Linked DNA regions of Mus musculus: region 2 is linked to region 1. The links are chromatin loops, found by intact Hi-C in ENCODE. Cell type or tissue: left cerebral cortex. All regions are shown on one strand. Links, peaks and the distances in the headings refer to the core of each region. The heading gives the core; the rest is flanking DNA. Region 1 holds the start of Psg16 (pregnancy specific glycoprotein 16). Region 2 holds the start of Psg20 (pregnancy-specific glycoprotein 20).

Region 1 (15,907 bases), core at 2,637-10,636:
CCCTCTGGTGGTCAGAGTTGGTATGACTCTGCTGATGCCTGTGCCTGTCTAGTTGGCTGTGAATAATTGCATACTTCACATCGGTAACATATATATACAACATATATATATATATATATATATATATATACACACATATGCATATATGTATGCATGTATATATATATTAATTTATGTGAGTACACTGTAGCTGTCTTCTGACACACCAGAAGAGGGCATCGGATTTCATTATAGATGGTTGTGAGCCACAATGTGGTTGCTGGGATTTGAACTCAGGACCTCTGAAAGAGCAGTCAGTGAGTGCTCTTAACGGCTGAGCCATCTCTCCAGCCCCCAGTAACATATTTTTAATGGATTGATTTTATATTTTAAGATCTTTGGAGGGTGCTCTGTAGAGATATCCTAGCTGTCAAAAGTGTTTGACACCAAGCACTTCAATTAAGGTTGAAAGAGTGAACAGACTTCTGCAATTTGTTTTCTGACTTTTATATATGATCTCTCTCTCTTTCATCTGTCTGTCTGCCTGCCTGCCTGTCTGTCTCACACACATATGCAAATAAATGTAATTTAAAACTTTCAGTTTGACTCAGTGATTCAGGGCACTGACTGCTCTTCCAGAGGACCCAGGTTCAAATCCCTGCACCCACATGGCAACTCACAACTGTCCATAATTCCAAATTCTGACACCCTCACATAGACAAACATGCAGGCAATGCACCAATGCATATAAAATAAAGGTAGATGAATTTAAAAAGTTTCCAGTTTTCTTTTATTTTTTTTGCTCTATTTCTTTTTTTTTATTAGATATTTTCTTTATTTACATTTCAAATGTTATCCCTTTTTCTGGTTTCCCCTCTGAAAATCCCCTATCCTCTCCCCACTCTCTCTGCTCACCAACCCACCCACTCCCGGTTCCTGGCCTTGGCATTCCCCTACACTGGGGCATTGAACCGTCACAGGACCAATGGCCTCTCCTCCCATTGATGACTAACTAGGCCATCCACTGCTACATATGAGGCTGGAGCAATGGGGCCCTCCATATGTTTTCTTTGATTGGTGGTTTAGTGCCTGGGAGCTCTGGGGGTACTGGTTGGTTCACATTGTTGTTCCTCCAATGGGGCTGCAAACCCCTTCAGCTCCTTCGGTCCTTTCTCTAGCTCCTCCATTGGGAACCCCGTGCTCAGTCCAACGTTGGCTGTGAGCATGCACTTCTGTATTTGTCAGGCTCTAGCAGAGCCTCTCAGACAGCTATATCAGGCTCCTGTCAGCAAGCACTTGTTGGCATCCACAATAGTGTCTGGGTTTGGTGACTGTATATGGGATGGATCCCGAGGTCGGGCAGTCTCTAGATGGCCTTTTCTTCAGTCTCTGCTCCACACTTTGTCTCTGTAACTCCTCTCATGGGTAATTTGTTCCCCCTTCTAAGAAGGACTGAAGAATCCACACTTTGGTCTGCCTTCTTCTTGAGCTTCATGTGGTCTGTGAATTGTATCTTGGGTATTCTGAGCTTCTGGGCTAATATCCACTTATCAGTGAGTGCATACCATGTGTGTTCTTTTGTGACTGGGTTACCTCTCAGGATGATATTTTCTAGTTCCATCCATTTGTCTAAGAATTTCATGAATTCATCGTTTTTTTTTTTTTTTTTTTTTTTGAGACAGGGTTTCTCTGTGTAGCCCTGGCTGTCCTGAAACTCACTCTGTAGACCAGACTGGCCTTAAACTCAGAAATTCGCCTGCCTCTGCCTCCCAAGTGCTGGGATTAAAGATGTGTGCCACCACACCTGGCAGATTCATCGTTTTTAATAGCTGAGTAGTACTCCATTGTGTAAATGTGCCACATTTTCTCTATCCATTCCTCTGTTGAGGGGCATCTGGGTTCTTTCCAGCTTCTGGTTATAAATAAAGCTGCTGTGAGCATAGTGAAACATGTGTCCTTATTTTATGTTGGAGCATCTGGGTATTTGCCCAGGAGTGGTATTGCTGGGTCCTCAGGTAGTACTATGTCCAATTTTCTGAGGAACAGCCAAACTGATTTCCGGAGTGGTTGTAAAAGCTTGCAATCTCACCAGCAATGGAGGAGTGTTCTTCTTTCTCCACATCCTTGCCAGCATCTGCTGTCACCTGAGTTTTTGATGTTAACCATTCTGACTGGTGTGAGGTGGGATCTCAGGGTTGTTTTGATTTGCATTTCCCTGATAACTAAGGATGTTGAACATTTCTTTAGGTGCTTCTCAGCCATTCAGTAGTCCTTATTTGAAAATTCTTGGTTTAGCTTTGTACCCCATTTATAATAGGGTTATTTGCTTCTCTGGAATCTAACTTCTTGAGTTCTTTGTATATATCGATCATATGTAGGGTTGGTAGAAACCTTTTCCTAAGCTGTTGGTTGCTATTTCTGTCCTATTGACAGTTCCTTTCCCTTACAGAAGCTTTGGAATTTTATGAGGTCCCCTTTGTTGGTTCTTGATCTTAGAGCATAGACTGTTAGGGAATTTCCCTTGTGCCCATGTGCTCGAGGCTCCTTTCTCTTCTATTAGTTTCAGTGTCTCTGGTTTTATGTGGAGGTCCTTGATCCACTTGGACTTGAGCTTTGTACAAGGAGATAGGAATGGATCGATTCGAATTCTTCTACATGATAACCACCAGTAGAGCCAGCATCATTTGTTGAAAATGCTGTCTTTTTTCCACTGGATGGTTTTTAGCTTCTTTGTCAAAGATCAAGTGACCATAGGTGTGTGGGTTCATTTCTGGGTCTTCAGTTCTATTCCATTGATCTACCTGCCTGTCTTAGTACCAATATCATACAGTTTTTATCACTATTGCTCTGTAATACAGCTTGAAGTCAGGGATCGTGATTTCCCCAGAACTTCTTTTATTGTTGAGAATAGTTTTTGCTATCCTGGGTCTTTTGTTATTCCAGATGAATTTGCAAATTGCTCTTTCTAATTCTATGAAGAATTGAGTTGGAATATTGATGGGAATTGCATTGAATCTGTAGATTGCTTTCACCAAGATGGCCATTTTTACTATATTAATCCTGCCAATCCATGAGCATGGACAATCTTTCTATCTTCTGAGATCTTCTTCAATTTCTTTCTTCAGGGACTTGCAATTCTTGTCATACAGAACTTTCACTAGCTTAGTTAGAGTCACACTAAGGTATTTTATATTATTTGTGACTATTGTGAAGGGAGTTGTTTTCTTAATTTCTTTCTCAGCCTGTTTATCCTATGAGTAGAGGAAGGTCACTGATTTGTTTGAGTTAATTTTATATCCAGCCACTTTACTGAAGTTGTTTATCACCTGTAGGAGTTCTCTGGTGGAATTTTTAGGGTCACTTATATATACTGTCATATCATCTGCAAATAGTGATATTTTGACTTCTTCCTTTCCAATTTGTATCCCCTTGATCTCCTTTTGTTCTCTAATTGCTCTGGCTAGGACTTTGAGTACTATATTTAATAGGTAGGGAGAAATTGGGCAGCCTTGGCTAGTCCCTGATTTTAGTGGGATTGCTTCAAGTTTCTCTCCATTTAGTTTGATGTTGGCTATTGGTTTCCTGTAGATTGCTTTTACTGTGTTTAGGTATGGGCCTTGAATTCCTGATCTTTCCAAAACTGTTATCATGAAGGGGTGCTGGATTTCGTCAAATGCTTTTTCAGCATCTAATAAAATGATCATGTGTTTTTTTCCCAGTTTGTTTATGTAGTGGGTTACATTGGTGTATTTATGTATACTGAACCATCCCTGCATTCTTGGTATGAAGCCTACTTGATCATGATGGATGATCATTTTGATGTGTTCTTGGATTCAGTTTGCAAGAGTTTTATTGAGTATTTTTTGCATCGATATTCATAACGGAAATTGGTCTGAAGTTCTCTTTCCTTGTTGGGTCTTTGTGTGGTTTAGGTATCAGAGTGATTGTGGCTTCATAGAACCAATTGGGTAGAGTACCTTCTGTTTCTATTTTGTGGAATAGTTTGAGGAGTATTGGAATTAGGTCTTCTTTGAAAGTCTGATAGAACTCTGCACTAAACCCATCCTGGGCTTTTTTTGGTTAGATTATTAATGACTGCTTCTATTTCTTTAGGGGATATGGAACTGTTTAGATGGTTTATCTGATCCTGATTTAACTTTGGTACCTGGTATCTGTCTAGAAAATTGTCCATTTCATCCAGGTTTTCCAGTTTTGTTGAGTATAGCCTTTTGTAGTAGTATCTGTTGATATTTTGGATTTCCTCAGGTTCTGTTGTTATGTCTCCCTTTTCACTTCTGAATTTGTTAATTTGGGTACTGTCTCTGTGCCCTCTGTTTAGTCTGACTAAGGGTTTTTATATCTTTTGATTTTCTCAAAAAACCAGCTCCTGGTTTTGTTGCTTCTTTGTATAGTTCTTTTTGTTTTTCTTTGGTTGGCTTCAGCCCTGAGTTTGATTATTTCCTGCTGTCTACTTCTCTTGGGTGTATTCACCTCTTTTTGTTCTATAGCTTTCAGGTGTGCTGTCAAGCTGGTAGTGTGTGCACTTTCCAGTTTCTTTTTTGGAGGCACTCAGAGCTATGCGTTTTCCTCTTAGGACTCCTTTCATTGTGTCTCATAAGTTTGGGTATATTGTGGCTTCATTTTTATTAAACTCTAGAAAGTCTTTCACTTCTTTATTTCTTCCTTGACCAAGTTATCATTGAGTAGAGTGTTGTTCAGCTTCCACGTGTATGTGGGCTTTCTGTTGTTTTTCTTGTTATTGAACACCAGCCTTTGTTCGTGGTGATCTGACAGGATGTATGGGATTATTTCAATCTTCTTGTATCTGTTTAGGCCTGTTTTGTGACCAATTATACGGTCAATTTTGGAGAAATTACTGTGAGGTGCTGAGAAGAAGGTATATTCTTTTGTTTCGGATTAAATGTTTTATAAATATCTGCTAAATCCATTTGGTTCATAACTCTGTTAGTTTCACTGTGAGTCTGCTTATTTTGTGTTTCCATGATCTGTCCATGGATGAGAGCGGGGTGTTGAAGTCTCCTATTATTATTGTGTGCCGTGCAATGTGTGCTTTGAGCTTCATTAAAGTGTCTTTAATGAATGTGGCTGCCCTTGCATTTGGAGCATAGATGTTCTGAATTGAGAGTTCATCTTGGTAGATTTTTCCTTTGATGAGTATGAAGTGTCCCTCCTTATCTTTTTTGATAACTTTTGGTTGAAAGTCAATTTTATTCCATATTAGAGTGACTACTACAGCTTGCTTCTTTGGATCATTTGCTTGGAGAATTGTTTCCCAGCCTTTTACTCTGAGGTAGTGTCTGTCTTTGTCACTGAGGTGGGCTTCCTGTATGCAGCAAAATGTTGGGTCCTATTTATGCACCCAGTCTTTTAGTCTATGTCTTTTTATTGGGGGAATTGAGTCTTTTGATATTAAGAGATATTAAGGAAAAGTGATGGCTTCTTCCTGTTTTTTTTTTTTTTTTTTTTTTTTTTTGTTGTTGTAGGAGGTGGAATTATGTTTATGTGGCCATCTTCTTTTTGGTTTGTTAAAAAGAAGATCATTTTATTGCTTTTTCTAGGGTGTAGTTTACCTCCTTGTGTTGGAGTTTCCCTTTTATCTTCCTTTGTGGGGCTGGATTTGTGGAAAGATATTGTGAAAATTTGTCTTTGTCATGGAATATCTTGGTTTTTCCATCTATAGTAATTGAGAGTTTTGCTGGGTATAGTAGCCTGGGCTGACATTTGTGTTCTCTTAGTGTCTGTATGATGTCTGACCAGGATCTTCTGGCTTTCATTGTCTCTGGTAAAAAAATCTAGTGTAATTTTGATAGGCCTGCCTTTATTTGTTACTTGACTTTTTTTCTCTTACTGCTTTTAATATTCTTTCTTTGTTTTGTGCATTTGCTGTTTTGATTATTATGTGACGGGAGGAATTTGGAGCTCTGTAGTCTTCTTTTATCTTCATGGATACCTCTTTCTTTAGGTTAGGGAAGTTTCCTTGTATAATTTTGTGAAGATATTTGCTGGCCCTTTACCTATTATCCTTAGGATTGGTCTTCTCATTGGGTCCTGGGGATGTGGCTCAGTTGATGGAGCACTTTCCCAGCATGGAAGAGGCCCTAGATAGCATCATCAAGGAATGAAAACGGCACTGTAGAGAGAATATCTTGTGTCTGTATAGATGTGGCACTTATCAATAAAAATCTGGTGGCTTCTGGCTTAGGCAGGAAATAGGAGGTGCGACATCTTGGAGGCAGAAAGGATCTGGGATAGTAACAGGTACGGGAGACTTGCCTAAGAAGATGTGACAAGACCTGAGCACAGGTAATGTAGATTAGAATAAATAGACTATTACTTACTATTTTCCTGACCCTATGGGTACCCCAATTTAAACACACATATGTAAAGATTCAAAGCTAGCACCCACAAATGTGAGAGAACACATGCCATTTGTCTTTCTGGGTCTGGGTTACTTCACTCAGAATCATTATTATTTCTGAAACAAGGTCTCTCTAAGGTAGCCCTGGCTGGCCTCCAACTCACTGTATAGATGAGAATGATGTTGAAGCCCCTATCCTCCAGCCTCCACCTCCCAAGTGCTGAGATTACAGGCATGTACCACTATGCCCTGTAGAAGTTTGATGGTTCTTCCTCCCAGTCCCATGTTCCCTAAAATAAGACTCAGACTCAAAATATATTTACCAACACCTTGGCCATATAGCTAGGCTCTTCTCTGACTAGATCTTAACTTAAAATAGTCTATTTATTCTAAGTGCTCCATCAACTGAACCACATCCCCAGCTCTGATTTTTGTTCATCCTTGAAGCTGGTGCCTAGCCTAAGTGACAATGGGATTTTAATTCCACTCTTTTATTTTTCAAAGATTTTTTATTTTTGTTTTATGTGTATGAGTGTTTTTCCTGCATGTGTGTCCAAGAACCACATACGTGCCCTGCCCCAGAAGAAGCCAGAAGAGAGTGTCGGAGGAGGTCTTGGAGCTCTGGATGGTTGTGAGCTTCCCCGGAGATGCTGGCAACTGAAGCAGGGTTTTCTGTAAGAGTAACATGTATTCTTTACTGTTGGGCCATCTTGCCAACTCCTAATTCTACTTCACATAAGTAACTACTGAAGACATTGTTTATTACTAACAAGGTCCCCCTCACATCCCCTCCCCATTCCATCTTGTTCCAGGTTCTGTCTGATGCACCATTTTATAACGCTGCGGACTGTTTTTGCCATTGACTGTCCTTTCCTCACAATAAAAGACACAAGAAAACTGGGCTGCTTTTAAGGTGCTCTTGTTTTTGCTGTCATAAGTCATTCCACAGTCCAGGGCCGACCAATGCCCCAATCTCCTATTTGCATTGTGTCAGCCATAGCCCAGAGTGTCCACTAGGTGGCGAGCTCATTCCAGCACCTGAGCTCTTTTGTACAATAGGTGGTGGCGCTTACAAATGAGGACATTTTGGGAGTCTTGATACTTGCAGTATCATTATGAGAGTGGGTGGACAGGGTGACCAGTGGGAAGCCAGCCTCATCTACGTGGTCTCTGGTCAATGTCCAGGAATTATGAAGTGTTTATTGGCTCCACCCGACTTCACCGTTTTAAACACAGAGAAACCAGGAAAAAGCAGGGCAAGAGCTCGTTGACTCCCTGGCTTCAATCATCTGATGACCTAGATACCAGCAAGTGACCAGCTGGTGGGTATGTATACAGCATGGAGACGCTGGGCAAGGGCGGCTCTGGGTGGGAGAAATGTAAGTAAGATAGCATGTGGGCTTTGCTGTAGTGGCTGTTTATTTGGCTTATCTGTAAACCACAGCTTTTTTTTCTGTGTGTGTGCGTGCGTGCGTGCGCATGTGCGTGCGCGTGTGCATGTGCGTTTCAGCGTGTGGCCTCAGGCAGCTGCTACTGCTGTCTAGATAATAAAGCCCAAATCGCTTAGCACTTTTGAATCCCGTCTGGGATGTGGTAGTCTCCTCTCAGGCGAGTACTGTGGCCATCTGTCGCCTCGCACACCTGACTCAAGTTAGTCTGTTTTCATTCCCATCCTCTAACAGTTAAAACCAAGATGACTTTGCGAAAGAGATCAGCAAAGGCCTAATCGATTCATACAATTCCTCCATTTTGATTGAGGCGTGTGAATAACTTGATTTCCTCCCTAGTCTTGACTTCTCTGTGCCATCGCTCTCTGTAAAGGCCTACCAGGAGAGGTGTTTATTTTATTTTATTTTTAAAAAACTTTTTACTAGATATTTTCTTCATTTACATTTCAAATGCTATCCCAAAAGTCCCCTATATCCTCCCCCCTACCCTGCTCCGCTACTCACCCACTCCCACTTCTTGGCCCTGGAGTTCCCCTGTACTGGGGCATAAAAAGTTTGCAATACCAAGAGGCCTCTCTTCCCAATGATGGCCGGCTAGGCCATCTTCTGATACATATGCAGCTAGAGACACGAGCTCTGGGGGTACTGGTTAGTTCATATTGTTGTTCCACCTATAGGGTTGCAGACCCCTTTAGCTCCTTGGGTATTTTCTCTAGCTCCTCCATTGGGGGCCCTGTGATCCATCCAATAGCTGACTGTGAGCATCCACTTATGGATGCTAGGCCCCGGCATAGTCTCACAAGAGACAGCTATATCAGGGTCCTTTCAGCAAAATCTTGCTGGCATATGCAATAGTGCCTGGGTTTGGTGGCTGATTATGGGATGAACCCCCAGGTGGGGCAGTCTCTGGATGGTCCATCCTTTTGTCTCAGCTCCAAACTTTGTCTCTGTAACTCCTTCCATGGGTATTTTGTTCCCTATTCTAGGGAGGAGCGAGGTATCCCCACTTTGGTCTTCCTTCTTCTTGATTTTCTTGTGTTTTGCAAATTGTATCTTGGGTATTCTAAGTTTTAGGGCTAGTATCTACTTATCAGTGAGTGCATATCAAGTGACTTCTTTTGTGATTGGGTTACCTCACTCAGGATGATACCCTCCAGATACATCCATTTGCCCAAGAATTTTATAAATTCATTGTTTTTAATAGCTGAGTAGTACTCCATTATGTAAATGTACCACATTTTCTGTATCCATTCCTCTGTTGAGGGACATCTGGGTTCTTTCCAGCTTCCAGCTATTATAAATGAGGCTGCTATGAACATAGTGGAGCATGTGTACTTCTTACCAGTTGGGACATCTTCTGGGTATATGCCCAGGAGAGGTATTGCAGGATCCTCAAGTAGTACTATGTCCAATTTTCTGAGGAGCCGCCAGACTGATTTCCAGAGTGGTTGTACAAGCTTGCCAACAATGGAGGAGTGTTCTTCTTTTACCACATCCTTGCCAGCATCTGATGTCACCTGAATTTTTGATTTTAGCCATTCTGACTGGTGTGAGATGGAATCTCAGGGTTGTTTTGATTTGCATTTCCCTGATGATTATCATCTTTTCAGGTGCCTCTCAGCCCTTTGGCATTCAGGAGAGGTGTTTATTAATCACCTAACATAACTCAACTGACTACTCATGAATAAGCTACCCTCAGCAACCACCAACTGCCAGTCCAAAAAGGAAACTTTAACACTTTATTTATTAAAAGCATCTTATTTTTCTTTTCTTAAAAAAATTAATTAATTATGTATAGTGTTCTGCCTGCATGCCTGCCTGCATGCCAGAAGAGGGCACCAGATTTCATTACAGATGGGTGTGAGCCACCACGTGGTTGCTGGGAATTGACCTCAGGACCTCTGGAGGAGCAGTCAGTGCTCTTAACCCCTGAGCCATTTCTCTAAGTCCCTCTTTTTATTTATTCATTTTACATCCTGATCTCAGCACTTTGTTTCTCCTGTGGACTGAACCTCGGAACCTGTAAGTCAGCCCTGATTAAATTAAGAGTTGTTTTGGCTATGGCGCCTCTTCACAGCAATGGAAACCCTAAGACAGCTGGGCTCCCAGGAACTGAAACCTAGGACAGAGGCCTGTAATTCCTGTTATCTTTTGATCAGAGCCTCTGAGCAGTCCTTGGGTTTGTCTGACTTCCAGCAAATCATCATCAAACACATGAGCAGATGGCCTAGCTTGGACACTAACCTGAATGGCAGACCTGCTGCTCCTGGTCTCCTGGGTGGGATTTCTGTTTGAACATCAAGTCTTGAGGACATGTTGTGAGGCTCTCTGTGGAAGTACAATGGGAAATGCCACCATGACTCATCTCTAAGACAGCCTTGAGCAGCAGCTTTGGAGGATACTGGCCCAGACTGAGCTGTGGAGGTCAGTGCAGCTGGACGGGCACAGGACTTCATGTTGCTCTGTAGGTGGTGACACTGGGACTCTAGGGACACTGGGTCCTAGGTCTGTACCATCAACTCTGCAGCTTTGCTCACCTGTGACAAAGACCTTTTCTCCCTTGCAGCACAGGGCCCAGCATCTCTGAACACTCAGAGCCTCCTGCATCTGCCTGATTGTTCTTGCCTGATTCTCTAAGGTTGGGGGAGGAGGTTAGAGTGACCACAATGGTTGAAAGAGGCTTTTGCAAGGATCAGAGGTCCCATGAGGGCCATCTTGTCTCTGTTGTGTGCACAGAACTGCTACCCAAGCCCAAATCACAATCGACCTAACCCCATGGAGGTGAAGACTTGGTAATGGTAACATGTGGACCGAGGCTCAGAATACAACCTGCCTGTGTAACTTGTTTAACTTACAAAGAAATAATGCAATGATAGAAATGAACCACCTTTTGTAATTGCTTCCTTAAGGAAATCATGATTTCTGAATTCCAAATTAGGTTGTTAAGAAGGCACGTGACATCAGCGTACTGGCCCTGCTACTCAGATGGCTGGCCGGGTGGAGAACCCGAGGCAGTGACAGTTCAGCAGTGGCTGCCTTACTCATCTCGCCCATTTTCATTATTTCTTCCTGAGGCTGGATTCAGCATGGGCAGTCTGAATACCGCAGTAAGCCTTAAAATTCTTATGTGCATTTATTGCCAACATTCTTCTAGAGCTCCGTCAGAGCATAATCTGTCCTTAGATCACAATGCAATCTTGGTAGGAATTTTGTGCTATCTGGGATATAATGGTTAAATTAAACTTAGTAAACACACACACACACACACACACACACACACACACACACACAAATGCAGTAATGTAGATAAATATAGTAAGAGGACCAGGTTTGTTTAGGTAGAAGGAACTCAAAATGTTGAGGAGTTATGTTTCAATTAAGTAATTGTTCTTGGTTATATGGGCTGTGGTGGTGGTGGGGTGATTATAAAAAGTAGTAGACATTTGTCAACTAAGTTGTAGATTCTAACAACTATAATCCATGTTATTTTAGATTTTGAGGGCATAGCTATGCTTTAAGCAAATATTCTCAAATGTTATTCAATACACATAATCACATTAACCACACTTGAATGATTCCCTTCTACATTTTATCTGATTGTACCCACGTGATGTTCTACAAATCCAAACACATGAAGCAGGAACTGTGGTGCAGACGTTCTTTCACTAACACCCTCAACCAACAGTGAAAACAGCCATTATATATGCTTTCACGTGCATACACATGTACTTCAAAAAGCAATGCGCCATCTCTTCATCCACTGTCAGGCATTGGTGGAGCACCAGCAGGTCCTGAAGGTACTGGGTAAGGATTGTTCAGAGCAGGATGGGGTCCTGGCATGGGGTATAATCTTGCAGAGCCAGGCTATGATGCTGGTGGTCTCCAGGCTCCCGGTGGCACAGTGCCCCACGGATCACACCGTGCTCCTGACACTGGAGGAGGAACAGTGGGATATGGCCCTGGCACATTAGGATGCTGCCTCTCAATTCCTGGTGCCCAAGGTCCAGAAGAGATGAATTTCTGTGGACCTAAAGAACCAGCTGCAGTTGGATCTGTGGGTGCACCATATGGCCTAGGCAGCTCTGGCAAAGGCAAATTTGGTGTAGCATATTGCTCTGTGGGGCCAGGATCTGGCATTGCAGGGGCTGGATAAGGAACACCAGGTGGGAGGGTGTGATGGTCCAGAAGGAGGATAGCGTCCTGGGGTCCTAGGGGTGGTCCAGTTGGAGGCATAAAGCCACATGTGATGTCAGCAGAGGGAAGGGGAAATCCTGGTCTATAGAAGGCTACAGTATCTGTGCTATAACCTTAAGCAGGTCCCAGCCAGAGCCAGGGTGCAGGTTAGTAGAAGAGTACTCATGTAGCGTGCATGAGCCCCAATCCATCATCACCACAATACACAGAACAGCCCCACTGGACACTCAAGTGTTCACTGAGCCTGAGTCTGAGATGTCCCCTGTGTCTCCATCACCCTGAGCTTCTCTAGGTGGGAGAAGTCCCTCCAACACATTCTAGTTCAATGCTGGGCCTGGCGGTATGTGCTTGGGCTAGGCCAGGCTATCCTGGCCAGGCTAAGTATCTGTGTCATTGGTTAGTGTCACCACCCTCAAAATGAACCAAGTTTCCTAGCTCTAGCTCTCTGTATGTAGACAGCTATAGCAAGGATAGGATAGAATCTCAGGGTTGTTTTTATTTGCATTTCCCTGATGATTAAGGATGCTGAACATTTTTTCAGGTGCTTCTCAGCCGTTCGATATTCCTCAGTTGAGAATTCTTTGCTTAGCTCTGTGCCCCATTTTTAAATGGGGTTATTTGATTTTCTGGAGTCCATCTTCTTGAGTTCTTTATATATATTGGATATTAGTCCCCTATCTGATTTAGGATTGGTAAAGATCCTTTCCCAATCTGTTGGTGGCCTTTTTGTCTTATTGACAGTGTCTTTTGCCTTACAGAAGCTTTGCAATTTTATGAGGTCCCATTTGTCAATTTTTGATCTCACAGCGCAAGCCATTGCTGTTCTGTTTAGGAATTTTTCCCCTGTGCCCATATCTTCAAGGGTTTTCCCTACTTTCTCCTCTATACGTTTCAGTGTCTCTTGTTTTATGTGGCGTTCCTTGATCCACTTAGACTTGACCTTAGTACAAGGAGATAGGAATGGATCAATTCGCATTCTTCTACATGATAACCACCAGTTGTGCCAGCACGATTTGTTGAAAATGCTGTCTTTTTTCCACTGGATGGTTTTAGCTCCCTTGTCAAAGATCAAGTGACCATAGGTGTGTGGGTTCACTTCTGGGTCTTCAATTCTATTCCATTGGTCTTTCTGTCTGTCGATATACCAGTACCATGCAGTTTTTATCACAATTGCTCTGTAGTACAGCTTTAGGTCAGGCATGGTGATTCCACCAGAGGTTCTTTTGTCGTTGAGAATAGTTTTGCTATCCTAGGTTTTTTATTTTTCCAGATGAATTTGCAAATTGTCCTTTTTAATTTGTTGAAAAATTGAGTTGGAATTTTGATGGGGATTGCACTGAATCTGTAGATTGCTTTCAGCAAGATAGCCATTTTTACTATATTGACCCTGCCAATCCATGAGCATGGGAGATCTTTCCATCTTCTGAGATCTTCTTTGATTTCTTTTTTCAGAGACTTGAGGTTCTTATCATACAGATCTTTCACTTCCTTAGTTTGAGTTACACCAAGGTATTATATATATATATATTTTGTGGCTATTGTGAAGGGTGTTGTTTTCCTAATTTCTTTCTCAGCCTGTTTATCTTTTGTGTAGAGAAAGGCTTGTTTGAGTTAATTTTATATCCAGCTACTTCACTGAAACTGTTTATCAGGTTTAGGAGTTCTCTGGTGGAATTTTTAGGGTCACTTATATATACTATCATATCAGCTGCAGATAGTGATATTTTTACTTCTTCCTTTCCAATTTGTATCCCCTTGACCTCCTTTTATTGTCTAATTGCTCTGGCTAGGACTTCGAGTACTATATTGAATAGGTAGGGAGAAAGTGGGCAGCCTTGTTTAGTCCCTGATTTTAGTGGGATTGCTTCCAGCTTCTCTCCATTTACTTTGATGTGCCACTTTATTTTTGTTCTTAGTTTTTATACTTTCTCAGGAACAAATTTCCTCATACAGTTATGTAGAAGCATTATAGCAAGATACTTGATTACATGGTTTTCTACGCACTTTTACATTCCCTAGATTCGTAGTAAATTTAAAGTAATAGTTGATGTCTTAGGTTGTCAAAGTTTAAGGAGTCACAGCAGAATTGTTTATATGTTTTTCCATTAAGGCTAGTACCTGACTAAACATTTACCTATTTTCTAGCTCCACAAGTTCATTATAAGTTTAAAGCAATAGTTGTGTCTTATTATTTTGAAGTCTTGTATAAACTAGTCAGTCATTTATTTTCTGTTTTTGTACCTACAATAAATTGTCCATTCCCAGTTTACGACCTTTAGTTACCAGATAGTGGCTTCATTTCTAACCTAGAAGGAATGTTTACCTTCCTCAGAGATTTGTACCAAGCCTCTTTTCTTTTCCTTGTGCAATTAGCTCATGATACATGAAAGTTTACAGAGCTTGATTTACAGCTCTTACTCTACAGGGGGCTTGAGATAAATTATATCAATTTAGGAGTTCTATAAAATCATTATCAGGAATTATGAAGTCATCAATTGGTCTAAACAGTGCTACTACATGAACGTACACCTTTATAATAATTTTTCAGGAAATCTGCCCAGAGTAGGTAAATACCCAGGGAATTATTAAGCTATGTAATAGTGGCAGGAAGGGCATATCAGCAGCGAGAAGCAGTTCTAGGATGAAGTCTCTGGGGTCCCTTGCCTCTCAGAGCACATCCATGGCAGTCATGCAAAATGTCCATCTCCAGAAAACTTGATTACTGTAGCCTTTCCAATATGGCTTCTGTCCCTCCATGGTGGTGGGAACTGAACCCATGTCCTCTGAAGGAGAAGCCTGTGCTTTTAACCACTAAGTTACCTCTTTAGCTCTTAGCCTCAGTTTCAATCTGCTGGTACCCTCTCTCACTATTGATGCACAATGCAGATGAAGAAGAAAATGTTTTAATTGTTCTGCCCCTTTTACTGACACAAAGGGGTGACTGTGCTTGGCAGCCATGAACTCGCACGGTTTGTAATAGCCATCAATCAAAGCCTGCCAGGCTCTGCACACAGTGTCAGAGACACAGTGTATACAATGGATTGCTGCTGTTTCAGAACACCATCTAGACAGACAGAGGTCATTTAGACCCTTCAACTCTCAAATGCAGAGGTTGAACCTGAACAAACATGCGTATTATCCCATAAACAGTCTGCGGTTCTTTTTGACATCTGGGGGCTCCATGGGGTTATTTCCATGTTGCACACACAGGTCTGGACTACTCCTGCTTCCTGTCACTATTTTATGCCCATTTGGGGTTTGAGGATTTAGTGCAGGATGCTACCAGTATAGACAATCTTTTTTCTGAATTCACCTTGCTGATAGGGGTGTGTATGTCTGGGTAACTCATCCCAAGGATCAGAATAAGCTCCGATTGTGTGGCACTCACCATGAATGTAGTCTGAGAGAGATCCTTTAGACTCGGGCATGGTCTGGCTGAGGGAATCATGGATCCTTCTTAGAGTGGAGACCACCAGGGACGTCCCGGTGGTCATCGTCCCAGTTCTCCTGATTCCACGTGTCCTGGGGAATTATGCTGAGGGTTAGAATCTGACTGGTCAGAGCTAACAGAGAAGAATGATTTGTTAGATGTGTGAATCTCCCAACAACTCATGAAAGCAGCCAGTGTAATGCCATGAGAGCCACAGTTAGGCTAGGTCACTGGGCATTTCCTTCTGAGTGTCAGCATGAAGGCCATGGCTGCACAGGTGCCCAGGCCATTAGTCAATTGTTCTAATGAACTTATGAGACTTCACTTTATTGTCAATGTCCCCAAGGGAGGGACACAGGACCTAGGTCCTCCTGATGACTCCATGTCCTCGGGAGTAAGTCTAGTGAATTCTCTCCTGCAGGCAAATAGTAACAGACAGTGGTGATCGGGACAGCTGTCCTGTCTGTGTCAGATCCT
Region 2 (15,907 bases), core at 2,867-10,866, 1.6 Mb after region 1:
TGCAGTGCATCGAAGTTGCCAGCAGCTTGAAAGAACAGACACAGACAATGTGGTATCATATACTCCATGGAATTTTATGCAACTATTAAAAACAAAGACATCATTAATTTGAAAGCACATGGATGGAACTTGAGAATATCATCCTGAGTAAGGTAACCCAGTCTCAAAATGGCATGCATGATATGTACTCACGTATAAGTGGATATTAGTCATAAAATACAAGATACACACACTACTTTACACTGACCCAAAGAAACTAAAAAGTTGGAAGCCCAAAGAGGGATGCTTGAATCTCACATAGAAGGGGAGAAAATAGTAGGAGGAGGCATATGGAGGGAGGGAACTGGGTAGGAGAGGGCATATGGGAGAAAATGGAGGGATTCAGGATCAGGTGTGGGGAGGGATGGGAGAGATGGCCAACTGGCCATTCAAATGAATTGAAATCTGTAACTGGCAGGGGTGGGTAGGTGTGGACATCTCAATACAGAAATGTCCCCACCCTGATATAGCATGAGAGGAGGGGTCACTCATTCATCACGGCCAGGCTGACTGGGAGACTGGTCTTTGAGCTGACTGGGTTGAAGGCCTCACATTGGTACTCTCCAGCATCCTCCTTCCTCACAGTATGTATCCTGAGTTGGCACTTTGACGGGGACAGGGTCATCCTCTCTGTGAGCTGAAGACTCTGATTGTTGAAGAGCCAACGGATGGAGACCCCAGTGTTGTCTGAGAAGCAAGTGAAGACCACTGAGCTCTGTACTCTAACTGTGCTGTCCGTGACTCTCACAACAGGCTGTGTCACAAGCTCTGCAAAGAAACAGAGGGGGGACCAAATGATATTCATCTTTCAGACAACTCAAACAGCCCCTCTATAGCTCACACTGAATAAAGCATTTAGGAAGGAGAAATTGGAGCTGTGACTATAGATATATCTTGTGTTTTGCATCTGCAACCTACAAACTGTATGATCCTGATTCAGCCACTGAGGTTGATGTGCCTCAGTTTACCTGAAGTAGGACACTCTGTACATGATCATTGCACTGACTATGAGTTAACATTAGGTGTGAGCAATGTTCTGGCCTGGGGATGAGGTCACATCACATCAGCAGTATCTGTTTCACTTACCCTAGGCTGGATTCCTGAGGATAAGGAGGTGGCTGGAGAACTGTCATCTCTATCCCAACCCTTGGGGACATTGCTTTAATCTGAGTCTCCTAAGTCCATCAGAACAGTTGCCTTCTGTCCTAGCACCAAACCATTGAGAGTCAGGAGAAGGAGGTACACAGGTGACCCACATGACTGCAGCATTAATGGAGGTAAATAGCTAATCCTGCACCCTGTGGGACTAGGAAACTCAACCAAGCCTTGTTTCCTGTCAGCTCTGACAGGAAGTCCAATGCTAGCCCTGAGGAGAAGGTCTCTGAGGACAACTAGAGTTGAGTCTGGATCCTTGCCTTCCTGATGCTCCTCTTACGGATTCAGTAGTGAGCTGGATCATGGAGGGAGGGGGAACACAGACTTAAAGGAAAGATAGAAGGGAAAGAGACAAATCCATCAATATTGAGGCCTTGTTTGGGGGGAAAAGACAGGGTCATGTGATCAGAGAAGCTTAGATCAATCACTTAGTGGAGGATGGTGGGATTGTCTGCACAAGTCAGAGGGATTGAGCAAATGCCCTCTGTGGGGAGCGAGTGTGGCGGCAGTCCCAAAGGCGCCAGGGACTGCAGCTAAGTCATATGACTTGCACCTGACTTCCTCATATAAGACACAAACATCTTGAGTGCTGCGCAGGTGTACCAGGATACAGGTGAATCCAATTTGGTGGAGATTTGCCCCTGCTGCCCTGATTAGCTGAAGCTGCGTGCCTGGTGAGGTGGCGTGACCTGCTGTGCGTGGATGGGAACTGAGAGTATAAAAGAGTGAGAGGCCCAGGGTTCGGGGGAGATATAAAAACAAGGGAGATATAAAAACAAGGGAGATATAAAAACAGGGGAAGATATAAAAACAGGGGAGATATATAAACAAGGGAGATATAAACAGGGGAGATATAAACAAGGGAGATATAAACAAGGGAGATATATGGAGAAAGAAGAAACAGGACTGAATAAATGTGTGCAGAAGGATCCTGTAGCAGCGTCGTTCTTCCTGGCCTGTTGAGTGCGCGCAACAAGTGGTGCCGAAACCCGGGACAAGAAACATCTTCAGGCACAAGCGAAGACCCACTGCTACAGGGAGGATTCAGAACTGCATCACAGGGAAGAAGGGGTTAATAAAGGTTCCCATAAAACAGACTGTTGAGAAGGATTCGGCATGGATTCAGAACTCTTCAGCTGGGGAAAGGTACTGATGAAGAGAAAGAAGAGAGATGAAGACTGAATAAACTGCTGTTAGAAGGACTGGTGGTTGTGTCGTTCTTGCTGGTCGAGAGCGGGCGCGACAATTGGTGGCCTGTACGGGGAACCGACTCCCCCACCGAGTTCAGAACTTTCAGCAGTCAGTGGTTGCCGGCAGGGTAAGTTCACGGTGAGTGAAACTTGCGACCCCAGGAGTTTGGGAAGCACCTCGGATAAAATAGAGGTGAGCATAAAGTTGCCAGGAAGTAGGCACAAAGTAACCCAGGAGTTTGGGAAGGACCTCGGATAAAATAGAGGCGAGCATAAAGTTGCCAGGAAGCAGGCACAAGGTAACGAAAGGTTCCCGGCTTTGGGACAAGTTAAGGAACTATGATAAGCTCAGTGTAGTGATCAATAGATCCTCGCTGTGTAGTTATGCTTTTTTCTCCCATTGACCCTTTGTGGGTAGGTCTGATAGTTTTGGTCTTGTTTGTTCTGATATATGGACTCTGTTACTGTTTGAAACTGTGTGTAGAGGCAGTCAAGACAGGTCAGAAAATCCTTACAGAGCAACAAGAAAGTATGTCGGAAAAGGAGAAGGGCTTAAAAAGAAAAAGGAAAAAGAAAGGAGACACAGTGTTATCAGGTGGACAGAAAGGACAAAATAAAAGAGCCGAGGTGGAGGAGGAAGGCGAATTAGCTTCTGTGCCTCCTCCCTATGCCTCCTCAGCAGCCACCTATAGGTGGACCTTCTGTCCAGAGATTTGGCGTATTGACTCCCCAGATGGACACAAGGTGATTGAGGTTATGGTCTCATCACCACGAGGTATTGTGTCCATCCCCCTGGGGATCGACAGGATCAGGTGTTGACGTGGGCGAGAGGGTCTGTTTGTGTGTTTCCACAGGACCAGATGGAACCTCTTTGGGTGCCGGAGAGATTGGTGAGACGCTGCAAGAATGAGGCTCCTGATCCAGTTGCCCCTGTGGATGTGGTGGATGATCCCACAAGCACAAAGGATGGAGCCGAGATGGGAGATCCTTTCGGTGTTCCAGAAGCCGATACCAGCTCGACATGACGTTCAAATTTTTCCATGCCTTTTTGATCCCTGAATTCCCCTTAAAGAGATATCCCCTCTGGCTATCTATCCCTTGCTTCAGGGAAGATGAGTGGGGATGAGAGCCCTGGGATGTATGCTTGTTATAGTGTGTGTGTGTTTTGTGTTTGGCACATGTGTTAGGTGCAGAGTGTGCGGCCCGCACTTTCGCCATGGTAGCGTAGGCTTTTGCTGCAGTGGAGGCAGGACAATCTCCTCAGATTCGGTTTGCCGCTCTAAAAGAAATTATGCTGCGTTATGCCGTGGGGTGCGAGGCTAAGCACTGCACAGAGGATAGCTGCTGTTGGCATCCTGTGGAAGGCATGTCTGATTGCATGAAGGTTCAGTGTCCTAGTTCCCTTCCCTCAGGAAAAACGACACGGGAGCTGGCCAAGACCTCTCTGGGTGATGAGCCTAAGGGATGGTTTTGTGTAGGGCCCCTATGCTTGCACACTGGGGATCAGACCTCTACCTTCACCCATGAGGCTTGCTTGCAGCAATTAAGATCTGGCCATAGGTTAAGTAACATCCTGGCCTTTTGATGCACCTGCCACAAGCAAAACACAATCTCCCCAGGAGTGGCTTGGCATGATTGAGAGGTAGTCAGTGATAAGACTCCCTGGGCATGTCACCAACCTAAGACAGGGATCAAACCAATGCTGTTTGTCACCCAAGGACGGGTAAGGGGCATGGCTGCGGGGGGCTATCTACAGACATTCTCTCTGCCAAAAAAGAAAAAAGGGGGAATTGTGGGGAGCGAGTGTGGCGGCAGTCCCAAAGGCGCCAGGGACTGCAGCTAAGTCATATGACTTGCACCTGACTTCCTCATATAAGACACAAACATCTTGAGTGCTGCGCAGGTGTACCAGGATACAGGTGAATCCAATTTGGTGGAGATTTGCCCCTGCTGCCCTGATTAGCTGAAGCTGCGTGCCTGGTGAGGTGGCGTGACCTGCTGTGCGTGGATGGGAACTGAGAGTATAAAAGAGTGAGAGGCCCAGGGTTCGGGGGAGATATAAAAACAAGGGAGATATAAAAACAAGGGAGATATAAAAACAGGGGAAGATATAAAAACAGGGGAGATATATAAACAAGGGAGATATAAACAGGGGAGATATAAACAAGGGAGATATAAACAAGGGAGATATATGGAGAAAGAAGAAACAGGACTGAATAAATGTGTGCAGAAGGATCCTGTAGCAGCGTCGTTCTTCCTGGCCTGTTGAGTGCGCGCAACAGCCCTCCATCCCCTTTGTGGGCCTAACTGTATGTTGCTTCCTCTGTGGGGAACTCTATCCTCATGTGTCTCCACCCTCACTGTCCTCACAAGGTTGCTCTCCCTCAAAAAGTGTGGGTTGCAGGCAAGAGATCTCTCACTTCTTCTTCTAGAGACCCCAGGGTTTTTATTTTTACCTCCCAACCTCCATTCTGGTCCAGTCAGCACCTGACTTCACTTTGAGATTGCCTTCCTGATCTGTCTTCCAGCCCATTACACCTAGGGCCTTGTTAGAAAAAAATCTAATTTAATATTTCAAGAAAGTCCACTACCTACACAGCCTCAAATGCCTGTGGGTAGATAGACAGATGTCCAAAGATCTTGCATGTCCAGGTGCTAATGAAATTCTCATATTTGGACCTACTGACACTGGTTAAACCTCCAGCACACATTACCATGTGGATGTGTATGCAGTGTGTGTGCAGGTGCAGGTGGACAGCATCATAAGTGTAAGCTTACAGACAGATCATAGCACCTAGATGGAGGTCAGAGGTCAACTTGAGTGATCCTTTCTCATCCTTCTGCCTTAGGAGATTCCAGCAAGTCTCTGAGCTCCCCTCCTCCCACACAGTGAGGCACTGCCCTCCTCACCAGTGAGCGGAAGACAATACCACGGCATTGCAGAGAAGTACACAGTGGGCCAACGTGATTGCAGCAGCTGCACTGCCCTCCCTCTGTAGAGAACAGCATTTGCTCCAGCACTGCCCATGAGCTCTGCAGTCTTCCTCCCTCTGAGCTCAGCCTCTGCCCAGGCAGGACCTTCCCAGGGTTTTGCTGTGGGCTGTCAGAAATGGGGTCAAACACAAGGCTGATAATCATCTCTGCACCCTGGGGCAGCAACAGCTCACCACAGGACTGCCCTTGCTGTGTTCTCACAATGTGTCCTTTACAGCACAGGATCCTAAGCTGCCCTTTGTCCTCAATGCCTTGTAATGTGCTCCCTGCAGGAAGTTGACACAAATGCCTGTAAGGACTAGGAAGGGACCTGCTGACTGATGTCTAGGAAAGGGACAGACCCATGCTCACTGGAATCATCAGTCAGGGTGCATTGTCATGAGACCCAGGAGCAATTGTGTGGGGACTTTCCTTTGGCTGTGAAGGAGGAGGTCACCTAGACCCTAGAGAGAGGACAGTGGCCCCATAAACCTAAGGAGAGTTTCAGAGGGACTCTCAGCATCCTGTGCTACCTGAGCATCACCTAGGGTCTGCTCATGTCCTTCCTTTGAGGCAGCTGTCCTCTGTCTAGGTGATTCACAATGGGATTTCCCAGGAATAGCTGGGATTCTCTGACAGAGTAATGTGCGTAGTAGGTCTGAAAGACTGCACAAAAGAACTCGAAGTCTATAGGGTCAGGGATGGAGCCAGGCTACACCCTAAGTGCATGGTTCCTAAAATTGCTTTTCTGAGTTTTCTGCCATTCTGAGCATGGCAAGAGCCTCAGGAGACTGGGCCAACTCTGAGGTCTTAGGCTGAGTTACTGCACCATCTAGTGTGCAGGAACAGAATTGCACCTCATTCTGGGTGCTCTCCAGTTAGCAAATCTGAAACTTTTTGCCTGCAGGCAAGAATTACAGGAGGTGGGCATCAGAGGACAAACACTTCCCTAAAGGACCTGAGTCCTTTGTCCATCACCTTGAAGATCCTGACCTTCCTTTGTAGTCTCATAATGCCATCCAAACAGCTAGTAATGCCCTGCGAAACTAGATTGTCATGTCCAGCTATGCATTCCTGGGTGAGTCTCTGATGATGATGTCCAGGATAAATATCATAACTGTGGCTCTAATGACAGTGCAATGGATAGTGACATATGCAATGACAGCCTTGTACGATGTCAGCTGTAGCAGGAATCCAAAGCCAACCAATGACAAAAACATTTCCCAGTGACACCTGGAGACTAACCATCACAGAGATTTGTAGCCAGGGTTTCCTGGTGCTCTGTGTGGGGACTCATGGCTTCCTCACCTAGGGCTTATCTGACACACATGGAGTCTATATCAGGGATATGGGCATAATAAGAGGCCCAAGGGTCAAGGCTGAGTCTGACATTCTTGGGCTGAGTTTACCCAGCACAGGATGGGTAACTCTGCATGAAAAGACAGGTGAGAGGTTCTTATCTAATGCTGTTGGACCACCCCATGTGTGCCCTGCACTAAGTGTCCAAATGCCATTGTGAAGACACAATGCAGTGGTGGAGAGAGCAGGAACAGCCCAGTCCTCAGTGTGAATGTATGAAGTAAAGTAAGCCACACCCAGAAGTGGGAAGCCATAGAGTCACTTACTGTGGACGTTGACTTGTGCATGCACTGTTTCAACTTTCACATGGCTGTCTATTGTTAATAGTGTGTAGAAGCCAGTGTCTTTCTCAGTCACATCCTGGAGCAGCAGGGATCCATTAGTGTACCCTGTCTCTCTTCTGCTGTGTGCGTAGCCACTGAAAATGGACTTCATCGCTTTGCTGTATTCTACAATTCTAAAGTATGGAGTGCTATCCACACCTTTGTACCAGGAAAAGGTTTGCACATCTTCTGGCAGATTATGGACCTGGAGAAGAACACTTCCCCCTTCAGCAGCATGACATGTCACTGGATCAATCCTGAGTCGGGCAGAGTCAGGAGGGTCACAGCACGGGGCTGGAAAGGAAAGGAGAAGTCATCACATAGATCATTGTGCCTGGTGAAAAGACATCGACCTGCATCCTGACAAGATGGATTCTTCACTGAGCATGGACGTACAGGCATGGGTGTGTATATCCCACCTGGTGGAAGTCAGCAACAGCCCTCAGTGCCACAGAATCTGTCATTTCCTCTGCATGGAGCTCTCTCCTTGGTGTCTCCATGGCTGCCCCTCACTGCCCTGCGTCAGACACTGCACACACTCATGCACACTGGGCTTTGAGATGGTGCCTCCCTCTGACCTTGGTCTCTGCACACCCTGCATATTCACTTCCTGACTTTTCCCATTTCCTTTGTACCTGCACTCAGCTTCTGACCTCACTTTCTACATGTTCTTCCTGCTCTTCCTGCTGACCCCAGGACTAGGGCTGGGTGAGGGCTTGGAGCAGGCTGCTCTTCTCAGCAGGCCCTGGATTATGCTGCCAGGCTTTATGTCAACTTGACACAAGCCAGAGTCATTTGAAGCAGGGAGCCTCAACTGAAAATACAAATACCAGAATGGCCACTGGGCAGGTCTATAGCACATCTTTTAACTGGTTGGTAATTGATGTGGGAGGAAACAGTCCACTGAGAGCATTTACATCCCTGGACTCATAATCCCATTTGCTATAAGATAAGGATGAGCAAGGTGTGAAGAGACAGGCAGGAAGCAGCACCCTTCCATTCTGTCTAAAACTATGCTGGGATACTTTGATTTCTTCTGTTGCTTTTTTTGTTTGGGGTTGTTGTGTTTTTTTTTTTTATGAAACTCTACTGCTTAGTGATGATAAATACACTGGATTGATATAGACAGCCAAAAATCATTGCTCATTGTCTGCTCAAAGCAGAAGTGTCAAGTCCTAATAAATTGGAACCCAGGACATTTTAAGTCAAGCCTGGGACAGACAACCAAGGCCAGACCTTCCCGGTGATCACCACTCTGTGTGGACTCCATGGTTTCCTCACGTGCATTGCAAGAGCCTCAACAGACAGGGGAGTCTGGCATCATAGGTCCTCTGAGATACAAGGGGGAGTCAGAAGACAGAGTCTGAGGCATGGGCATTTCTCTCCTACATGTGTGTCCTGCACAGAGTGGTCAAACCCCAATATAGGGATAAAAATGCAGACATGAGGTAGTCCATGCTAGCAGTTACAGTGCTCTTGGTAGAAGCCCCACCCAGCACTGAAGGATCACAGAGAATCACTTACTGTCCACCCGAAGGTAAATGTGTGCTAATTCCATTTCCCGAAATCCATTCACAGTTTGTAGGGTGTAGAATCCAGTGTCTTTCCAGGTGACATTCTGGAGCAGCAGGGATCCATTGCTGAACACTATCTCTCTACCGCTGTGGGCAGGGCCTGGATCGCTTAAATTCTTGGCTATTTTGTATTCAGCAATCTCAACCTCATTAAACAAAGTCAAGCCTTTGTACCAGGAAAATAATTGAGAATACTCTGGAAGATTGTGGACAAGGAGAAGAACGCTTCCCCCTTCAGCAACTCTGGGCGGCACTGATTCAATAGTGAGCTTGGCAGGGGAGGTAGGACGCCCACAGGTGAAAAGAGCGGCTAGAAGGGAAGAAAGATCCATCGATATTAGGAATTTTCTATTTGAATGTGGGTAGCTCTGTATTCTATGCCCTCTAAATTCTCAGGAATACCCATCTACCCTCTATTCTTTCAGACCTCCAGAGTACACAGTGACTGACAACCTTCTGAGCATCTATGTTCCCTGAGACAACAGAAGCTCAAACAGGCGAGGACTTGTGCTGTGTTCTTATCGTGGGTCAGTCAACAACGAAGAGCGAGCCTCTGCAATCCCTTTGTGACACAAACCCAGCTGGGCACCCAGTCTGCACTGTGTTCTCAGTGTTCTGAAATGATGGGATTTTCTCAGGAGGAAGGTGATAAATGTGTGTGAGAGATCCAAAGGGCCAACTGCATGGTGAGTGGGGAAGGAGAGAGATCCATTCCACTGCAGTCAACAGTCCGGATTCTGAGGGAGAAGAAAGGCCCAGGAGCAGATGTGTCAGGAGCCCACGGCCTGAGTGTGTGGGAGGAGGTGACCTGGGTCCCATAAGGACTGCGCTGGACTCCATCATCCCATGCAGGGTTTCAAGATGGTGCTCACACTTCCTTCTGCCTGCTGAGCTGTGTCTCAAGTGCTCCCTGTGCTCCCAGTCCTTACTGGGAGGCCTTGAACCTCTGTCTAGGTAATTCCCATGGGACACCCTTTCATCCACAGGGAAAATGCATGTCTGAAATGTGAACATGATCCCCTGACAGGGTGGCAGATACAGGAAGCAGCTAAGAGGTCTGAGGAGGCTGTCAATGACCTCCTGGTCTACAGGGAGAGAAAAAAGCCAGGATACAAGGTGAGGTCCTCATTCAGAAATATAGGTTTCTGAGTGTTCCCTGAGTGTCCCCAGGCTATGCCTGCTCTTCACTGTGGGGACTGCAGCGCATGTCTGGGGAACTGTCCACATCAGTGACACCTGTTCTATTTCCTTATAGGAGAGAATGTGCTGGCCTCAAAAGAAAAGAACTTGTCAGTAGGATCTGTGTCCTTTCTCCCTTGCTGATGGGAAACTGACTTTCCTAGAAGGCTCATCATAAGCCCATCGGGACAATGGGTTAATGGCCTGGGAATCTGCCCTGCTGTGGTCTCCCTCTGGGTCACTAGGGTGACTAAGAGACACAGGCTAATCCTGGCTCTCATGGCAGTACACAGTTTGGTTCCACATGGAGAAAGACATTGACTACAACAAACACCTTTTCTCTGAAGATGGAAAGTCAAGATCCCACCCGAGCACAAAGCTCCTCAGGGCCCACAGGAGGTGAGGCTGGAACAGAGGTGTGGAGTCAGGGGTTTCTGGTACTCAGCTCTGTAAGATGCCCATGGCTTCCACTGGCCCTTCTTTCTTCCCTCAAGGACTTTCTCAAGGGTGGTTTCCTATGAAGGACCCCAAGAGTCTAGACAGAGGCTGATGTCCTTGGCTGACTTGCCCACCCTGCATCCAGGTTTTTCCAAGGTGAAATCAAATGAGGGATTATGCACACCTGACATTGTTCTCCACCATGTGTGTCCTGCACTAATTGCTCAAGCCCCAACATGGAGACACAATGCAGAGGCAAAGGAGACACAGGCCAGGCCTGACACTTCTATGTGCCTAGTGGAGGGACCCAACCCAGCATCCAGAGTTCACAAAGAATTACTTACAGTACACCTGAAGAAATGTGGATGTATTTGATACCAGTTTTCCATGTTTACTTATGGTTTGAAGAGTATAATATCCTGTGTCCTCCTGGGTGACATTTTGGATCCACAGGGACCCGTTGCTGTGCAATATCTCTCTATCACTGTGCTCAGGCCCTGTCATACTTGCATTATACTCCACTAAATGCAGTGCAATTGCGACCCTCCAATTTCTCAGTCCTCTGTACCAGGCAAAAGCTAGAAGATCCTCTGGCAGATTGTCAACTCGTAGAAAAACGTTTTGTCCTTCAACCACTTGGAGCGGTGAATGGATAGTGACCTTGGCAGTGGTGGACAGAAGCCAGCAGGTAAAGAGGGAGGCTAGAAGGGAAGAGAAATAAGCCAACAATCATGAGCAGGTGTGAGCATCCTTCACATTATGCCTATGGGTAGGTGTGTGTCCATAATGGACATGAGTAACATGATCTCCATGCCAGAGGGTGTCGTTTCTGCTCTGTGGAATCCTCTACTCAGGTGTCCCCATATCACTCTTCATATAAAGAGTGTCTGTTGTGAAGAGAACGAACTCTATAACATCCTCCTCCTCTTCCTCCTACTCCTTCTCCTCCACTCCTGCACACAATCCTCACTTTCTGAATTGTTTTCTATTCTATTTGCAGCTCTATTCAACCATTGACTCTCCTCTGAATACACTGATTTCTGGTTCACTAGAAAAGGCTTTGTGAAGACAGCCATTAAAATTATCTTTTTGGAATGCTCAGTTCCTGAAAAGAACTCAGAAAATAATGAGGGTGAAGAGGAAGGGAAAAACAAAGGAAATATTAAGGAAAGAAGGAAGGGAGAAGGGAAGGAAGGAACGAAATAAGGAAGGAAGGAAGGAAGGAAGGAAGGAAAGAAGGAAAGAAAGAAAGAAGGAAGGAAGGAAAGGAAAAAGGAAAGAAGTAAAGGAGGAAGGAAGGATATCTACATGGATTCATCTCTGCAGTTCCTAGGTTTGGAGCAAATGACAATCATTACGTTCAAGTGTGATTTAATAACTATGTACTGTATGTGTGGGTTTCCGAAGACTTTTGTCTTAGTGTTCTCATTGATGGTGCATGACACACACCTGTGTGGAAGGCAGAGCAGAGCCTGCAGAAGCCTGTATCTCCATCTACCCTGTTATAGCTGGTGAATGAATTTAGCCTGGCATATCTCCACACACTGAGCCAACTTGCTGCCCCCCCCCCAGGTTTGACTCCTCTTTGGAGATTCACCCTGTCAAGATGGAGACCATTGGAATTCCAATGCTAGCCAATGTGACTGATTTTGGACAGGGGCATCTGAGGATTTTCTCTCCCCTCATTAGCTCCTGTCTGCTCAGACCTTCCTGCTGCTGAGCCTCTGTTCCTCACTGCATCTTCCTGACTGCAACTACAGACACCCAAGTCTTCTCTAGGCACCTCCACTACAGAATATTTTTGGCTTCTGAGTTTCCCTTCCCACACACAATCAGATAGCTGGAACACTTACCTGTGAGCAGAACCCTCTGCCTGGAGGTACACCCATTGCTGAGAAGAAGCTCAGAGGACACCTCCATATCCCTTCTCACTGTACTGGCCTTTCTCTAGGAGAAGACCTTCAGCTCCTGCAAGGCACCTGGCCTCTGCTGTCCTTCCTCCTTCTGAGCTGAGTGTTCTCTCAGGCAGGAGCACTTCCCAGAATCCTATGAGCTGTGGGTGGTGGGGTCTGTGTCCAGGGCACTGCTCAGTCACTTCCACTCTCAGTACTGCACCTCATCTTTCTCACATTTTCTCTCTTTATGTTTCTTCTCCAACAAGACCTTGAACAACAAGGCTGACAAACATGGACATATCCTCAGAGAACAATGACTCATCCAAGGGCTGACACCTGCTGACTCCTCGATATGGGTCTGTCAGCATCAAAGAAGGAGCCTCTGTCTTTCCAATGTGTCCCTGAGACACACAGACCCGGATCAGAACCAAGTCTGCCCTGGGTCTTCCTTCAGTGCTCTGGGAAGGGGGATTTTCCATCAGGAAGGTGACATGCATGTCTGTGACATTTGGAAGGGACCAGTTGTGTGATGACTGGGAATGAAGATAAACCCTCTGTCACTAATGTCACCAGCCAAGTTCCTTACCCAAGACAGATGCCAGGTAGCAGCTGTGTGAGGAGTTTCATGTTCTTGGTATAAAGGAAGAGGTGACCTGTGTGTCTTGTAAAGGACTGTGGGCTCCTCTCGTATAGACTGTTACCAGATAACTTCCAGCATTATGGGTTGGTCAGGGCTGTGTGTTGGTTGAGCCCAACTGCTCTGTGGTCCTCCTGGGTCACATATGCCCTTTGTCTGGGTGATCCTGCAGCATAAGTCCTACCAGGAGAAAGGGAAATCTCAGGATCCCCAGAGAGAGGGGTGTCCATAGACACAAGAAGCAGAGCAGGGTCTAAGGAGGGAGATCCAAGTTAGTAGGGACAGGAATGGAAAGCAGTCTCCTAGGCAAGGTCTTAGCTCAGGGAAACAATTATCTGAGTGTTCAGTGAAAGCCCCATACAAAAAGACACAACTTCCTGTCTCGTAAGTGGGCCCTGGAGTAGTGAAATTCTTCAGAAATTCTTGAGAGAATCACAGCAAAGTTCTGGAGTCAGATCTCATTGTCCACTTGTTTTCAATTCTTGGACATGATGTCCCCTTGAGCAGCTAATGACCAAGATTAACATCAGCTTCTCCCTGATTCACAGACACCTGAGAATGTTCTATGGTGGGAACACTGCATATGTAGCTAGAGACAGAGAACTTGTGTTTCACATCTGTCACCTGTGGACTGTGTGAAGCTCATGTGGCCACTGTGTTCCCTGTGTCTCAGTTTCCCAGCAACAGCACAATAAAGGGAAAAATGTTACAATCTCAACAAATAGCCTTAATTATGAACACTGGGGCAGGATGGCTGTCCAGATCAGCAGGGTCGGCTACCATTTGCTCCAAGGAGAGGATTCTTTAGAGTTACTCCCTGAGGACTTGAATCATCAAGGGAACCTATGTACTCTGTCCCTCTCCTGGAAACCGTGACCATCCTGTGAAATCTCATGAGCCATCAGAACAGTTACCTGATGGCTTGGGCACCTGTGCAGCTGTGTGCTCAATTCTGAGTCAAAGAAGAAGATGACCAGTGACCCTGCAGCATTATGGATTGGCTGTGCTGTGTGTTGGCTGAGCACAGTTCTCGCTGGTCTTCCTGGGTCAGCTCTGTCTTTGTCTGGGTGATTCCCCACCAGCAATCCTGTCTTATACTATGGGAGATGACAGGAGGGAGGAGACTTTCAGGTTCCCTAGAGAGAGGGGTCTTCTCAGACAAAAGAATCACAGCTGGGTCTAGGGAGGGAGATCAAGTTTAGTGGGGACAGGAATGGAAAGCAGACTCCTAGGCAAGGTCTCCTGGCTCAAGGAAACAATGGTCCTAATGTTGAGTGTGCAACATGATATTGCCCCCTGTAGTTCTCTGCGAGAACTGCCAGTCTCATGCCTGGGGCTACAGCACGGGGGTTTAACACCACAAATATGACCTGCCCTGATCCCTTCTGCACAGGTGGGACTCAGGGACCATCATTCTGCTCACTGGGCTCTGCAGAACTCCTTTTTTCCATCTAGTGTAGGGTGGGTCTAGGAAGGCTTCCAGATTCTCCCTGGCAAGTCATGGACTAAAGTTGGATGAAGTGTGCATCCAGAGGATGAGGCCCCTTGGGAGGAGTCCTGTGCTCACAAAATGACAGTGGAAAGATGTCATGGTTCATTTCTCTTCAGACTCAAGCAAGAGGTCAGTAATGGAAAGGGGATGCACCTGTACTCACTGGCCAATGTCTGGTGTCTCAATTCCTCCTTCTCCTGGCCCACTGGATACTGAGGGACCCCTACTGAGCACAGGGAACAAAACAGTGACTCAAATGGAAGTGCCAACTGCTCTTCCCTGTACACTACTCTAGGTCTCTTTCTCTCACTGTGATAAAAACACTGTCAACAGAAGCAGTTCAGGAGAGCAGAGCATGCATTTCCTGTCCAGGTCTGGGTCATAGTGTAGCCCTGCAGGAAGTCAAGGCAGAAAACATGCTGCTTGCTGGCTCATTTGCTGGCTCATTCTCTGATTCATGCTTAGCTACCTCTCTTATACAAAGACCATCTGCCTAGGGATGGTGCTGCCCACAGTGCCCTGGGATTCCTGCATCACTTTAGACAATTGCTCTCAGATATGTCCATAGCCAGAGCTGATAAGGAAATTATTCAGTGTAGACTTTTCCCTGGGGTGACTTCTGGCTCTGTCAAGGTGACAGTTAAAACTAACAAGGACACAGTAAACTGTCAAGTCCTCCTTCTCCAAAGGGAGATACCACAGGAAGTTCCCCACTTCCAAGTGAGTGTCCTTCTCTCTCTCTGCAGACATCACATGTGCTGGAGTCCACAGCCAGACACTCAGAGCCAGGACTGCTCAAGTGAATCTACATTTGGTTGGATTCACTCCTCTAAGTTCACATACTCTGAGCTCAGGGATGCTCTGGAGAACACCACTGACACTCTGAATAGTAAGTAAAAGGGTGGCTTAAAAGCATCAATATTATCCTGACTCGGGACAGTCCTCCCAGGCACAATGATCCCCACCTCCCTCTTCTGGCTCGACTGGACTCAGAGCAGAAGCCAATTACCAGCTTAAAAAAAAAAAAAAAAAAAAAAAAAAAAAAAAAAGGAACTGGGAGAATTTGGAGTAAAAATCATGAGCATGGTTCCAAGTTCTGAGTGAATCTTCAGGGTCATGAGGATCATGAAAGAAAATGGATGTCACAGGAAGGCATGAGCAGGTAACACAAAGAAAATCCACATGATCTTAAATTCACCATTCCCCCTGGAAATATCCTCTTACCTGAGAGAATCTCCCTCTCCCTCTCCCCCTCCCCCTCCGTCTCTCCCTCTCTCCCTCCCCCTCCGTCTCTCCCTCTCTCCCTTTTTTCCCTCTCCCTCTCTCCCTCCTTCCCCCTCTCTCTCTCCCTCTTTCTCTCTTCATCTCTCTCTCCAACACCAATTGGGGTCATCCAAGAGAAATCAAATATGCAGGAAGAAATGGAAGAAACAGAGCTAGACCTCATGAGAGAATTGGGAATTGTTTGTGCCCATCGGCTTGCCCTGGAAAGTAATGTCTGTATCTATTCATAAATCCAAGGCTTCATCCCAAAGCTCAATGCTGACATTTCAATAACGCATTTAACAAGACTTGTACATTTCTGTCCCTATGGTCCTATTGAGGCCAATGGTAAAGTTCTAGACAAGGGTAATATAGAACCTATTAGTAGTA

The links. Peaks named below come from ENCODE experiments on the same cell type or tissue, not always from the same donor. Only the 100,000 strongest peaks of a DNase experiment are listed, where the experiment ranks them.
Region 2: a loop joins it to region 1, with 19 times the contacts of the local background. A loop is called at or near these places in 10 of 42 quality-filtered maps.

What each region holds. Positions count from the first base shown.
Region 1 is chr7:17,066,617-17,082,523 of GRCm38, forward strand. Psg16 (pregnancy specific glycoprotein 16) reads left to right here and starts at 7,424. Exons shown (of 5, transcript NM_007676.4): 1 at 7,424-7,684. It also overlaps the pseudogene LOC115486448. In left cerebral cortex, for the core only: CTCF peaks have their summits at 7,370 (motif pointing right) and 9,618 (motif pointing right); DNase peaks (open chromatin) are centred at 7,417 and 7,837; H3K4me3 peaks cover 411 bases; H3K27ac peaks cover 456 bases.
Region 2 is chr7:18,673,843-18,689,749 of GRCm38, forward strand. Psg20 (pregnancy-specific glycoprotein 20) reads right to left here and starts at 12,150. Exons shown (of 6, transcript NM_054058.1): 1 at 12,084-12,150; 2 at 10,575-10,931; 3 at 8,560-8,923; 4 at 8,398-8,402; 5 at 6,983-7,333; 6 at 524-807. The coding sequence starts at 12,150. The coding sequence ends at 524. In left cerebral cortex, for the core only: a CTCF peak has its summit at 6,192; a DNase peak (open chromatin) is centred at 6,168.